Regions from separate parts of the Homo sapiens genome. Here region 2 is linked to region 1. The links are chromatin loops, found by intact Hi-C in ENCODE. Cell type or tissue: heart right ventricle. All regions are shown on one strand. Each heading gives the region's core, and the rest is flanking DNA. Links, peaks and the distances in the headings are about the cores only. Region 1 has its middle 9.9 kb from the start of ZFAND3-DT. Region 2 overlaps ZFAND3 (zinc finger AN1-type containing 3).

The links. A loop is a pair of places that touch in the nucleus more often than their neighbours do. Peaks named below come from ENCODE experiments on the same cell type or tissue, not always from the same donor. Only the 100,000 strongest peaks of a DNase experiment are listed, where the experiment ranks them.
Region 2: it touches region 1 in a loop (1.9-fold over the local background); 46 of 110 quality-filtered maps call a loop at or near these places.

What each region holds. Positions count from the first base shown.
Region 1 is chr6:37,808,006-37,810,924 of GRCh38, reverse strand. No RefSeq gene overlaps it. Among named protein-coding and RNA genes, the nearest start is that of ZFAND3-DT, 9.9 kb to the left of the region's middle. In heart right ventricle, for the core only: no CTCF peak of the experiment used is centred there; a DNase peak (open chromatin) is centred at 1,551.
Region 2 is chr6:37,859,082-37,862,000 of GRCh38, reverse strand. The region is part of intron 1 of ZFAND3 (zinc finger AN1-type containing 3); the gene reads right to left. Among named protein-coding and RNA genes, the nearest start is that of ZFAND3, 41 kb to the right of the region's middle. In heart right ventricle, for the core only: a CTCF peak has its summit at 1,567 (motif pointing right); no DNase peak of the experiment used is centred there.

The sequences.
Region 1 (2,919 bases), core at 161-2,660:
GGAGAATCGCTTGAACTCGGGAGGTGGAGGTGGCAGTGAGCCGAGATTGCACCACTGCACTCCAGCCTGGGTGACAGAGCAAGACTCCGTCTCAAAAAAAAAAAAAAAAAAGAATTTCAATGCCACTTAACGTTCATTGTATATGGCCAAACTTCCCTCCAGAAAGCTCATACCAATTTACACTCCCTCCAATAGTGAATGAGAAAGCAGATTTCCCCATACCTCCGTAGCCTGGAGATATCATCATTCTCTTTAATCATTGCCAATGCAAAGGTAAAAAATGGCACATAATAGATGTTTTAATTTGCATTTTGGGAGTTATTAATGAGGTCTGGGTTTTTTAATGTATATAAATATACCATTTGAATTTGAATTTACTTTTATATGGCATTATCTGTTTATGTCCTTTGTCCGTTTTTCTACAGGAGCTTTTTTTTTTCTTATTTAGCTTAAGATATTAATGTTGGTTTATTTTATTTTATTTTATTTTATTTTATTTTATTTTATTTTATTTTTTGAGACAGAGTTTTGCTCTTATCGCCCAGGCTGGAGTGCAATGGCACGATCTTGGCTCACTGCAACCTCCGCCTCCTGGGTTCAAGCGATTCTCCTGCCTCAGCCTCCTCAGTAGCTGGGATTACAGGCGCCTGCCACCACACCTGGCTAACTTTTTTACTTTTTGTAGAGACGGGTTTCACCATGTTGGCCAGGCTGGTCTTGAACTCCTGACCTCAAGTGATCCGCCCACCTCGGCCTCCCAAAGTGCTGGGATTACAGGCATGAGCCACTGCGCCCAGCCATTAATGTTGGTTTTAAGAATATTAACTCATTGTCATATGCACTGCAAATTCTTTCTCTGTCATTTGTCTCTTAATTGTATCTAGGAATTTTGATTTTCTTTATTATTATTATTATTATTATTATTATACTTTAAGTTTTAGGGTACATGTGCACAACGTGCAGGTTTGTTACATATGTATACATGTGCCATGTTGGTGTGCTGCACCCATTAATTCGTCATTTACATTAGGTATATCACCTAATGCTATCCCTCCCTCCTCCCCCCACCCCAGAATAGTCCCCAGTGTGTGATGTTCCCCTTCCTGTGTCCATGTGTTCTCATTGTTCAATTCCCACCTATGAGTGAGAACATGAGGTGTTTGGTTTTTTGTCCTTGCGATAGTTTGCTGAGAATGATGGTTTCGGAATTTTGATTTTCAAGATATCTAAAATGCAGTTGAAATATGTGAATTAACCTTGGCTAATGTTTGAATTGCCTACATGGGCACTCTTTTTTAAGTCCTCTATTTGTTGCTTAAAGGCAAAAAAGAAAAGGAGAAAATTAAAGGGGGAAAGACAGGATATTGCAGGGATTGGGGAGCAGGCAGCTGAGAGAAATCTTGCCCCCACAGCCTGCCCCATCCCACCTCATCTCAAGCGGGCTCAGCTTAGAGACCAATAAATGGCCAAGAACTTCATGAATTGGCCCAGCCCATCAGGCTTGATGCCAGCCCTGAGCTCCCTGGGGTGAACCATCCAGGACACGTGCCCCAGCCTTCCCCGTTCTTGTCTAGAGGTTTTAAAAAAGCAGCCAGAAGCCACAGCCAGGCTGCCATGTAACTCTGAGATCCCAGAGACTGGCCTGAAGTTTTTTATCAAGTCCCTTGCTTGTTTGTACAGATCATTTCTAGGGGTGAATGCACCATGTGTGGCTGGGATGGACTCCAAGAACTGACTCGAGGAGAAGAACCAAGGCTGTTTGTGAAAAAGAGAGTTTTAGGATAAAACGGTTAGAATTCATTATTAGGGTGAAATTAGGGAAGGAGCCAGAGTTGGGGAGGTTGGGCTTGAGAGTCAGGAGTAGACATTTGGAATGCCAGACAGAATTAGTGGCTCAAGGAAAGGCTTATGACCTGGAAAGAAGCTCAGATGTACAGGATGAAGTCGAAAGGTTAAGACTGGTGTATTCATTGCCAGGCGCGGTGGCTCACGCCTGTAATCCTAGCACTTTGGGGGGCCCAGGTGGGTGGATCACGAGGTCAGGAGATCAAGACCATCCTGGCTAACACGGTGAAACCCCACCTGTACTAAGAAAACTTAGCCGGGCGTGGTGGCAGGTGCCTATAGTCCCAGCTACTCGGCAGGCTGAGGCAGGAGAGTGGCATGAACCTGGGAGGCAGAGCTTGCGGTGAGCCAAGATCGCGCCACTGCACTCCAGCCTGGGCAACAGAGCGAGACTCAGTCTCAAAAAAAAAAAAAAAGATTGGTGTGTTCGTTTGGGTTTCCCCAGAAGCTGAGCCTGAGATAAGGATTGAGGGGTACAGAGAACACAGCTGGGGATGGCAAGGTGGCCAATAAAGGGTGTATCATCGAGCCAGTTATCATTGGGAGTGACTGTGCAAAACCTCACATTAAAGCCATCCCATCTGAGGAGTCGGGGGAGGTGGCACACTGAGTTTTATATACCCACTTCCATCAATAGTTGACATAGATCATTGCACTTCAGCCTGCCTTTGCAGGCAAAACAGGCTTCTCTGGTTTCAGAGAAAACCCTCAGGCAAAGACATGCAGAGACGGGCCATTGGAATTTGGTGGGATCACTGAAGTGGTAAGGGCTGAGGGATACGGACCAGACTGGCATCTACAGTGTCTCCTATACCTGGAGACAATGTGTGTGTGTAGATTTGAGAGATGTGATATTTGCTAAAATTATCCAGGGGTTTCTTCCTAAGGTCATGATTAATCAGGTAAGGCTAGTTGTCTTCTGATTAGGAGTAAAGGAGCAGACTTGAGGTTATAACTGAGATTAGAGAATTAGAGTTCTAGTACCAGCACTCAGGATATTCATCCTGCCCCAAGTTGCACAGCTTGGTAAGCCACACAGGTGGTGAACCAGGGCAGGATTGGGACCTCCAAAGC
Region 2 (2,919 bases), core at 186-2,685, 51 kb before region 1:
GAATGTTATGAATCAATTATTCCATTTGCATCAGTGACAACACTGGGAAAGATTATAAGAAAATGCTTATGATGCAGAGCAGCAAAACACATACAACATATTTTCTATTTCTACTTGAAATAGTTCAATAAGCTTACAAGGCTCTAAAAACAGTGAAATATTAGAATAAAGCTCCAGTTATCCATATGTAATGCTTAAAAAGAAGTATTTCTAAGTAAATTTTGGAGTGTGAAAACCACACATCATAATACATAAGGCTCTGTGGTACTAACCAACTCTCTCTGAAGTTATTGCTAGAGGAGCACAGACTTATTTGCAGCCAGATATATGGAGGATGAAAACCTAGAAGTTTCATAATTCTTTCATAATATTTCATAATAGTTTTAACCCCTGTAAGTCTTACTTTCTTCACCTGTGAAATGTAGACACTCATACCACACCAGAAGATTAATGCTGGGATCAAATCAAGTAAGTACGTAAAGCCCCTGAAACAGTTCTTTTTTCACTGTACCCTTAATAAATTACACTAATTTCCTACTCGTCTTTTTTATCATGTTGTCCCCTCAGCCTGGAATGCCTGTCCTTTTCCTCCCCGCTCCTGTCTACCTAGACCACATCATTTCTTCAGTGTCCTTTTCTAGTCACTCTTGATACCCACTTTATCTACAACACTATGATAGCCTTTCTCATCTTTGAAATCAAACTGTTTACTTTCATCATGCTATTTTTTTATTTTTATTTTTTGAGACACAGCCTAGCTCTGTCGCCCAGGCAGGAGTGCAGTGGCACGATCTTGGCTCACTGCAACCTCCACCTCCCAGGCTCAAGCAATTCTCATGCCTCAGCCTCCCAAGTAGCTTAGATTATAAGAGTGTGCCACCATGCCTGGCTAATTTTTTTATTTTTAGTAAAAACAGGGTTTCACCATGTTGGCCAGGCTGGTCTTGAACTCCTTGCCAAGTGATTTGCCCGCCTGGGACTCCCAAGTGCTAGGATTACAAGTGTGAGCCACCACGCCCGGCCTTATGCTATTTAACTAGACATTGCTCTCATTTTTATTTAACATTTCACTGGCATATGGTACAGATTTCCAGCAGAGAAGCTTTAAGGCTTCATGGAGTACCATATCTCATCCTTCTACATCCACCTCAACACCTATCAGTGCTTTACAGAAACTAAGCCACATCCCATAAATGAATAAATGATCAAATAAAGGCACAGAAATTACAAGTTGTTCTGTTTGAAAAAAAAAAACTGGGTGAAAAAGGTACCTGATGTGGCCGTCACAAACAGAGAAGAGTAAATATATGGTATATAGTGTTAACTAAAATCTAAACCTACTTAAAAAAAAAAAAAAAAAAAACTAAGTGAATATCCCCTTGGCACTAAACATCACTGCAAACAAGTCCAAATGAGGAAAGACATAATGCAATCAATTTCTTACTCAAAATGATACCCCCTATAACTTTAGCCACTTCTACAGAGAATAAAAAATTTGACAGATATTCTCAGGTCTGAATTAGGATTCTGCTTTTCCTAACTCACTGTCTTCCTAAAAAGTCAGCCAGCAGGGGGAGTGCAAATTCATTAACATCATAGTCACAAAATACTTATGGCTAACAAATTTTTGAAATTCTGGAATTTCTTTTTAAGTCAAACTTCTGAATATAAGCCACAAAAACTACTGGAGGCCATGCATTTTAAAACCATAATATTTTATAATATTATTCCTCTTTACTATGTAAGTACTCCATAAAACTGCCACTTCTTACCTCAGGTCCTTTTGGGTTTACAGGTACATTCCAAAAAAAAAAAAAAAAAACTCTTTTTGGCCTGGCACGGTGGTTCACGCCTGTAATCCCAGCACTTTGGGAGGCCGAGGCGGGTGGATCACCTGAGGTCAGGAGTTCGAGACCTGGTGAAACCCCACGTCTACTAAAAAATACAAAAAAAAAAAAAAAATTAGCTGGGCGTAGTGGCAGGCTCCTGTAATCCCAGCCACTTAGGAGGCTGAGGCAGGAGAATCACTCAAACCCAGGAGGTGGTGGTTGCAGTGAGCCGAGATCACGCCACTGCACTCCAGCCTGGGTGACAAGAGCAAGAGTCTATCTCAAAAAAAGAAAGAAAAAAAAAAAAAACCCACTCCAGCCTGGGCAACAGAGCTAGACTCTATCTCAGGAAAAAAAAAAACCCTTTTTAAAGACAGAAAAATAAATCATTATTCATCAAAATTCAAATGACAATGGAGAAAAGCTACTACATTCTAAAATGTTACACAAACTGATTGAGGTACAAGGCCAGTCCCACAATATTTGCAAGCCATTCATGAATTCAATCCTCACCTATCACTGAAATCAAAGCCTCACCTGAAGGTCTCCAGCCTGCTGCTATCATGCCCCTCCCCAATAAGCAAACATTAATTTTTAGCTCATGACCATAAGATATGAAAATAGACCATAAGATCAGAAAATTGGTAGGTAGAAATTATGTATTTTGTAACATACAATATACTATTTAAAGAGCAACAAAGTCTCTGGTGACAACTACAGACAATCATAGCTACAGATGGTATGGAAGAGCGATGAAGAGAAGAAAGGGTTCAGCAACAGAAGATATTACAGGCCAAGTCCAAATTGCCAAACACAGAACACTGAAATAAAATTTAAGCAAAAGTGTGCCAGGATCATCTGTCTTTAATAGAAAGAATCAATGAGATGGATAGAATCTAAACATAAATTTTCTCTGTTCAGCTAAAAAGTACTAGTATATACATTAACATACTTGATCCTTTCAACAATCCTGTAAAGCAGGTAATGGAATTGAAATAAAGAGAGGTTGTCTTATTCAAGGCAACAAAGCTAACAAGTGGTGGAGCCAAAATGCTAACTTGGGCTTTCTGGCTCCAAAATCAAAGTTCTT